Linked DNA regions of Homo sapiens: region 2 is linked to region 1. A link is a loop called in an ENCODE intact Hi-C map of the cell type or tissue named here. Cell type or tissue: A673. All regions are shown on one strand. Each heading gives the region's core, and the rest is flanking DNA. Links, peaks and the distances in the headings are about the cores only.

Evidence for each region. A loop is a pair of places that touch in the nucleus more often than their neighbours do. Peaks named below come from ENCODE experiments on the same cell type or tissue, not always from the same donor. Only the 100,000 strongest peaks of a DNase experiment are listed, where the experiment ranks them.
Region 2: it touches region 1 in a loop (4-fold over the local background); 2 of 110 quality-filtered maps call a loop at or near these places.

What each region holds. Positions count from the first base shown.
Region 1 is chr5:154,625,463-154,630,280 of GRCh38, reverse strand. No RefSeq gene overlaps it. Among named protein-coding and RNA genes, the nearest start is that of MIR3141, 32 kb to the right of the region's middle. In A673, for the core only: no CTCF peak of the experiment used is centred there; a DNase peak (open chromatin) is centred at 2,120.
Region 2 is chr5:154,053,894-154,056,393 of GRCh38, reverse strand. It overlaps MFAP3 (microfibril associated protein 3), which reads right to left. Exons shown (of 3, transcript NM_005927.5): 3 at 1-2,500. Among named protein-coding and RNA genes, the nearest start is that of MFAP3, 16 kb to the right of the region's middle. In A673, for the core only: no CTCF peak of the experiment used is centred there; a DNase peak (open chromatin) is centred at 993.

The sequences.
Region 1 (4,818 bases), core at 1,147-3,646:
ACATATGTCCACGGAGAAGTAGTACCTAGCATCCGGGTACTACTTCTCACTCAATTCTTCAGTTCTCAGCTTAAACTAACTTTTAAAATTAGAGGCCAACTTTTTTTTTTTTTTTTGAGAGTCTTGCTCTGTCACCCAGGCTGGAGTGCAGTGGCATAATCTCAGCTCACTGCAATCTCGGCTCACTGTAACCTTAAGTTCAAGCGATTCTCCTGCCTCAGCCTCCTGAGTAGCTGAGATTGCAGGCACCCGCCACCACGCCTGGCTAATTTTTGTATTTTAGTAGAGTTGGGGTTTCACATGTTGGCCAGGCTGGTCTCGAATTCCTGACCTCAAGTGATCTGCCCACCTTGGCCTCCCAAAGTGCTGGGATTACAGGCGTGAGCCACTGCACCCGGCCTTAGAGGCCAACATTTAAAAATCAGAACAGTCATATACAAATTCTGAGCTGCTTTCGTAAAATCAGAAGCTCCAACCCATTTGGCCTGACTTCTTTGGCACAGGGCTAAGGGGCAATTGCCCTCTGCAGATGGAGACTCTGGCCCTGGTTCACTGCAGGCCCCACCTAGACGCTCACCCACATGAGCTGCCTGGCCCTGTGAACACTGTGGCCCCTGGCCAGGGGAGACTTCTCAGGCCAGGTGCAGTATCTCTATCTCCAGGGCCTGAACCTGGGACTGAAACATGGTAGTAACTCAGTAAACACTGGTTGAATCAATGAATGAATAAACACACGTATGTGACATTAAATCTAAATATACGTCTTTCATTCTGGCATTCAAAGCCCTCCTTGATTCTGTCCAAAACTGCCAATCACTACGATAGTGACAATAATGGTGAATACAGTAATAGTACACCACGTATGACTCTATAGCCCTGCAGAAAATTCCAGTTATTCCTGCTACAGCCCTTGGGATATGTATTATATCCCCCATTTTATGAATAAGAGGGGAAGCAATTTGCCAAGGGTCATACTGCTCCTTTGGGGACAGAGCTCAAGCTGGATGTCAGACCCCAGTGACTTCCAGTCCCATCCTTTCCACTCATCTCTCCGGGAGAGATGCATCTTCCAGAAAGCCTCTACCAGATAGGGTACCATGGCAGAGGTGGGAGGACCCAGAGAAGGTTCCAGGCCCACCCTCCAGGGGCCACTGCTTTTCTTCTGCATGGGAATCTTGCAAGGTGCTTGCCAAAATGCATCTTCCCAGCCATCGGGATCTCTGGCCGTGGATCCAGGAACCTGCATTTTCACAAGCAGCCCAGGAGATTCGGTTACACTGGCAGGTTTGGGATCCTCTGGTTTTTGAGAAGGGCTGCCCTAAAGGGACCACACAGGGACTCCAGGAAACCCTCCATCCCACTGGGCATCTGGGAGCCTTCAGGCAGAAGTGGGCATTGTCTCCTTGTTTCTTCACCCATTCTCAAGGCACTATGGTGGGCTCTCAGCAGTGCACATGCCAGACCCTGCCCCTGACTTGGACATACAGTCTCCTGGGGGAGACAGAAAGTAACCGACATGCAATCTAAGATGTGCTATGAAAGAAAAATATGGAGAGGAATGAGAGGGAATCAGAGGGGTCCCCCTTGGGGCATCAGGGAACCTGAGCTTGGAGGGAGGAGGAAGTAGGAACTGGGGAGATCCCTTCCACAAGCTAAGGTGTATGGACTGGGCATTCAGAGTAAAGGGAAGAAGGGATATAGAAAATAGACATATAAAGAGATTTGCTATAAGGAATTGGCTCACATGCTTTTGGAGGCCGACCAGTCCTCAGATCTGCTGCAAGCTGGAGACCCAGGGGAGCCCAGCCTGAGTCTGAAGGCCTGAGACCCAGGAGAGCCAATGAATTGTGTAAGTTCCAGTCCCAGCCTGAGTCTGAAGGTAGGACAAAACTAATATCCCAGCAGAAAGAGAGAAAATTTTTTCTTATTCTGCCTTTTGTTCTATTTGGGACTTCAGTGGATCAGATGAGGTCCTCCCACATGGGGAGGCTAGTCTGCCTTACTCAATCCACTGATTCAAATGCTAATCTTATCCAGAAACACCCTCATAGACACACCCAGAAATCGTGGTGAGCCAAATATCTGGGCACCCTGTGGCCTAGTTGAGCTGACACATAAATTAACCACCACAGTGCAGTTGGGCAAAGAGAGGAGATTGGTTGAGGCTTTATGACCTCTTGTCAGAGCAGGGAGGGGTTGACCATGCCTTGCCGCTGCTTCCCAGTGCAGAAAGGCCCACCATATCCCAGGATGGGATCAGGAAGGTTCTTGGGCCTCTGGTTAGCACCATCAATCTGTCCCCCACCCCACGTGATGCTGACTCGGGCTCCCAGTAAGGGTGTTCACTCTGGCTTCCTTCCAGTCCCTGGACGGCTGTGTGTACCCCTGTCTCCCTGGAGAAGCCACTTGGACAACCCCAGCTCAGGGAGCTGGCCTTAGCCAGGCCACAGAGAAACTCCAGTTGCCTCCAAGTCCCTCCTGACATTTATGAGGTGCTGCTGAAGGGGGCCTGCCTCAAACCCTGAAGGAATGTTAATTGACTAAAGCTGTTGCCCGTGCTCTTGCTTAGCCCAAGTTATTACCATTTTATTGTTATTTGTTTTCCCCCCAGAGGCACCTGGGTGGGGCTGAGTGGGCTGGAGCTGCCTTTGGACTGGAGCCAGAGATGGGAAGAGGCTGGGGACAGAGGCAGGGTGTGTGTTGGGGGCATGGACGACCCTCAACTTGTCCCCAACTCCTATACAGCTTCTTCCTCTTGTCAGGGCCTCAACTCAGGGAGGGGATGAAGAAAAAAGTCTGGAAAGGGAGTAAAACGCAGAGGCTAAAAACATGGCTTTGGTGTCCCAGACCCTGAAGGGTCCAAAAGCTGGCTCTGCCCTCCTCAGCTTTGTGAGCCCCGGAGCTTCACTCCCCATGTCTGTTGTAATGATATCAGCCTTTCTGGGCTGTCCTGATGGAAAATGTGCCTGCTCAGCACATAGGGGTTACATTTCTCATAGGAGAGCCACCTCTGGGGCAAGTTTGAAAACATCTTACCGTACTATTCACAGTTGGAAAGACCCTTCCAGAGGGTCTGCATTACTGTCAAGATGATGAAACTAGCGCAGACAGGAAAGGAGACTTGGGCAGTGCCTCTCTGCAACAGACATGGGGCTGGGTCCAGGCTGCTGTTGGTCTGGGCCCTGCTCCGTCTTGAGTCAGCTCCAAGCACCTGGGGCAGTGGGGTTGTTGAGAACATGGTAGTGACGGCTTCTTCCAGGAAGGTGACCTAAGGGTGAGGCATGGAGTGGGTCGGGGCTTGAATTTGCCCAAAAGATCCCTCATTTCAAAGCCTCAGCCCACTTCCAGAGCAGAGAAATATTCTTGAGCTATCATAGACTGCCTCCTTCTTCCTCCTCCCTTTCTCTCCCCACCCAACCCCCCCTTTTTTTTGAGCCAGGTCTTGCTCTGTTGTCCAGACTGGAGTGCAGTGGCACTATCTCGGCTCACTGCAACCTCCACCTCCCAGGTTCAAGCGACTCTTGTGCCTCAGCCTCCCAAGTAGCTGGGATCACAGGCATGCACCATCATGCCCAGCTAATTTTTGTATTTTTAGTAGATACAAGTTTTGCTATATTGTCCAGACTGGTCTTGAACTCCTGGCCTCTCAAGTGATCCACCCGCCTTGGCCTCCCAAAGTGCTGGGATTACAGGTATAAGCCACTGCGCCCAGGCTCTCTTCCTCTTTTTCTTTCTCTTCCTTCTTCCTCCCTCCCTTCTACCCTTCCTTCCTGAGCTTAGTCAATAGTTAATTATTTCTTTTCTTTTTTCTTTCTTTCTTTCTTTTTTTTTTTTTTTTTTTTTTGTGAGACAGAGTCTCACTCTGTCACCCAGGCTGGAGTGTAGTGGTGTGATCTCAGCTCACTGCAACCTCCTCCTCCCAGGTTCAAGTGATTCTCGTGCCTCAGCCCTCTGAGTAGCTGGGATTACAGGCAGGCGCCACCACACCTGGCTGATTTTTGTATTTTTAGTAGTGATGGGGTTTCACCATGTTGGCCAGGCTGGTCTCGAACTCCTGACCTTGAGTGATCCACCCGCCTTGGCCTCCCAAAGTGCTGGGATTACAGGCGTGAGCCACTGCGCCAGGCCAATAGTTAATTATTTCATCCCTGTACTTACTCACTATGTGTTGGATACTGTGTCAAACACTTTCCTCCATCAGTCCTGTGCCTGTAACGAGTTGTGTTGAGCTTCCAATTACACAAATCTGACTAATGTTGTTCCAACACATTTGAGTTTCAAATTTCTCCTATCCTGAGAACCTGCAGCTAGACAGTCTATGACGGGGATGGCTGCTCCATGATATCATCCAGAGCCTAGGCTGCTTCTGCTCTGCCATCTTTAGTACATGGCTTCTATTCTTGAGGTCACCTCATGGCCCAAGATAGCTGTTGGAGCTCCAGCCGTTGCATCTGAGCTCTAGCATTATGTACAAGAAGGAGGAGAAAATCAAAAAAAGCACCATCAGTCCGGGTATGGTGGCTCATGCCTATAATCCCAGCACTTTGGGAGGCCGAGGCGGGCAAATCACAAGGTCAGGAGATCAAGACCATCCTGGCTAACACAGCGAAACCCCATCTCTATTAAAAATACAAAAAATTAGCTGGGCGTGGTGTTGGGCGTCTGTAGTCCCAGCTACTTGGGAGGCTGAGGCAGGAGAATGGCATGAACCGGGGAGGCAGAGCTTGCAGTGAGCCGAGATCACGCCACTGCACTCCAGCCTGGGCAACAGAGGGAGACTCTGTCTTGGAAAAAAAAAAAGCACCATCAATCTGTCTC
Region 2 (2,500 bases), core at 1-2,500, 570 kb after region 1:
ATTAGTAAGTGTGGTTTTCTTCCTCTTGAAAACTAGCTTTACGAAGTAATACCAACTCCAATTAAATTTTGACCTACTTTAATTCCTCATCAATGGCACCATAAGCTGGTACACTCAAAGTAAACCAGTTACTTTGGCCACCAAATTAGGCCACCTCTGTTTCTAAAATAACTAGGATACAACGGAGTAGCATGCATTTAGTTACTATACAGTATCGTGCAAACTTACAGACTTTAAAAACATTTCCTCCATTTTTCCAAAGTTCTGTTTCTTAGGACTTTGATTTTAAACATGTCTACCTTAGGGTTCTAAATAATAATGTCTCCTATGAGAACATGTGGGGTAAAACCATTCTCTAATTTGACAAGCTATATTCTAAAAGATTACTGCAAACCTGCTATGTTAGGACAGGGTTGAAAGTACTATCTGAAATCTGAGGGATGTTTAGAGGACTGACCCCCAGACAAGGGATTTAAAATGTTTTTTGGCCAGGCACAGTGGCTCATGCCTGTAATCTCAACACTTTGGGAGGTAAGGCAGGAGGATCATTTGAAGCCACAAGTACAAGGTCAGCCTGGGCAACAAAGTGAGACCCCCATCTCTACAAAAAATAAAAAAAAATTAGCCAGGAAAGGTGGTGCACACCTGTAGTCCTAGCTGCTTGGGAGGCTGAAGCAGGACGATCGCTTGACCCCAGGAGTTGGAGGCTGCAGTGAGCTATGATCTTGCCACTGCACTCCAGTCTCAGTGGACAGAAAAAAAATTTAATTTTTCCAGAGAAAAGGGAAGGGAAAAAGTGTTCCATAATCTAGGATATGTTCAAGAGCCTTTGCTCTTATAGTCAAATATATAAAAACAATTTTCCTTAAAGAAATACCAGTCTATGAGCCAAGGCAAGCTTTGGCTAAATGATTGGTTAGCTTTTATTTGGCTCTAGAGGTTTCCATGGAAACAGCCTGAGAGACAGAAAAGGCAGCATTATCATCTTTATCCATGATGCCATCTGATAAAACTGCACATTGATTCATTCATGCTATTCAGAGCAGATGTATTACTTCTGATAAGCCTGGACAAAGGGAGGCATGAGTTTTATCCCGTCACGCTTTGAATTTCCTGTCTTCCCCTGTTTGAAACCTTAAATTAAAATCCTGATAAAACCTCCTCTGAACATTTCCCTCAGGAGCCTCTAGCTGAAGTAATGCTTCAATAATCAGAAGTCATATGAAGAAACGTGAAGCCCCAAATGGAGCTCCACTGCCAAGTTCTTAAAATTATATGGCACCACGCTTCCTGTAGCTGAAGAAATTGTTCTGAAGAGTATTTACAATTCCATTATATCAGATCTCAGCCAGGCAAGAAATGTCATCATAAGTGTTTATTATATACAGTTGAAGCAGGTGGCATCATCCATCATTTTTCTTCCTCTTGATGTCTAGATCAGTTGTGTGTGTATTTTAATATAGTAACACACCCTCACAATTATCTAATCTTATTTCAGGTTAGTGCTTCTTGGAAAGGCTACAAAAGCAGCCATAGCTCAGAATTATGTATCTGAAGTAAACAAAAATAAAAACCTCAACAACAAAATATTAACCAAACAAACAAGATAAAGACGCATGCAACCTATAGCACCATACCTAAGACCACAAAGGGCAGGAGGGTTGACAGAGGTCTTAAGAGGAATCCAGTTTTGGGTTTTCTCCTAGGATGAGATCCCAAATATAGAACCTATTTGTAGAGTCCAATACTTTTAAAAAGGGAAAGCCTGAGAAATTCTGTTAACAGAAATATGAAAATCCATGATTTTCCAGAAGACAGATGATTTGACACTGTTCTTATTCTAAAAGCATCAAAGACGTTATACCTTAGAAATAAACTGCTCACTTTGGAAGATCAGTTAGGCAATCCCTGCCAACCTCAATGAACTAAAATGATATCTCAGTAAGTTAAAAATATGATACACCCCCACCAAGGACCAATTTACTCATGGAAAGTAGTTTACAGAGCAGTTAGCTCTCTGACATCTGTATAACCCTACAGACATGTGCTACATTGAAAAGATTCAATCTTGCACATATCATTATATGCTCCACATGGCAAAACATCTGAAAAACACTCAGATGTTTTTCAAAAACCTCTGTGCATTATGACATTGGTGTGGAAATTTAGATCTCAGCTTAATCCTTTCCAAAAGAAGCGAGTAAAAGTCCCGGGAAAGGTTTACTTAGAGATGAGTGAAGATTCTGGTAATTTAAAGGTGATGGGTTAAGAAGCTATAGAGCTAGAAACAACTTCAGATCTCACCTAATCCCTCATCTTATTGACGGAAAAACTGAAGTCCCAAGATAAGTATCAGATCCAACCAATGGAAGAACTGTGACCAGAAGAGAAACCATGGGACTCTTAGTTCAGTGCTTTTCCCCATCATGTTTATCTGGGGCTCCTTTAAATCTTAGCATGCATAATTTAATAAAGCTCTAAGGAAAATGACTGAAAAGTA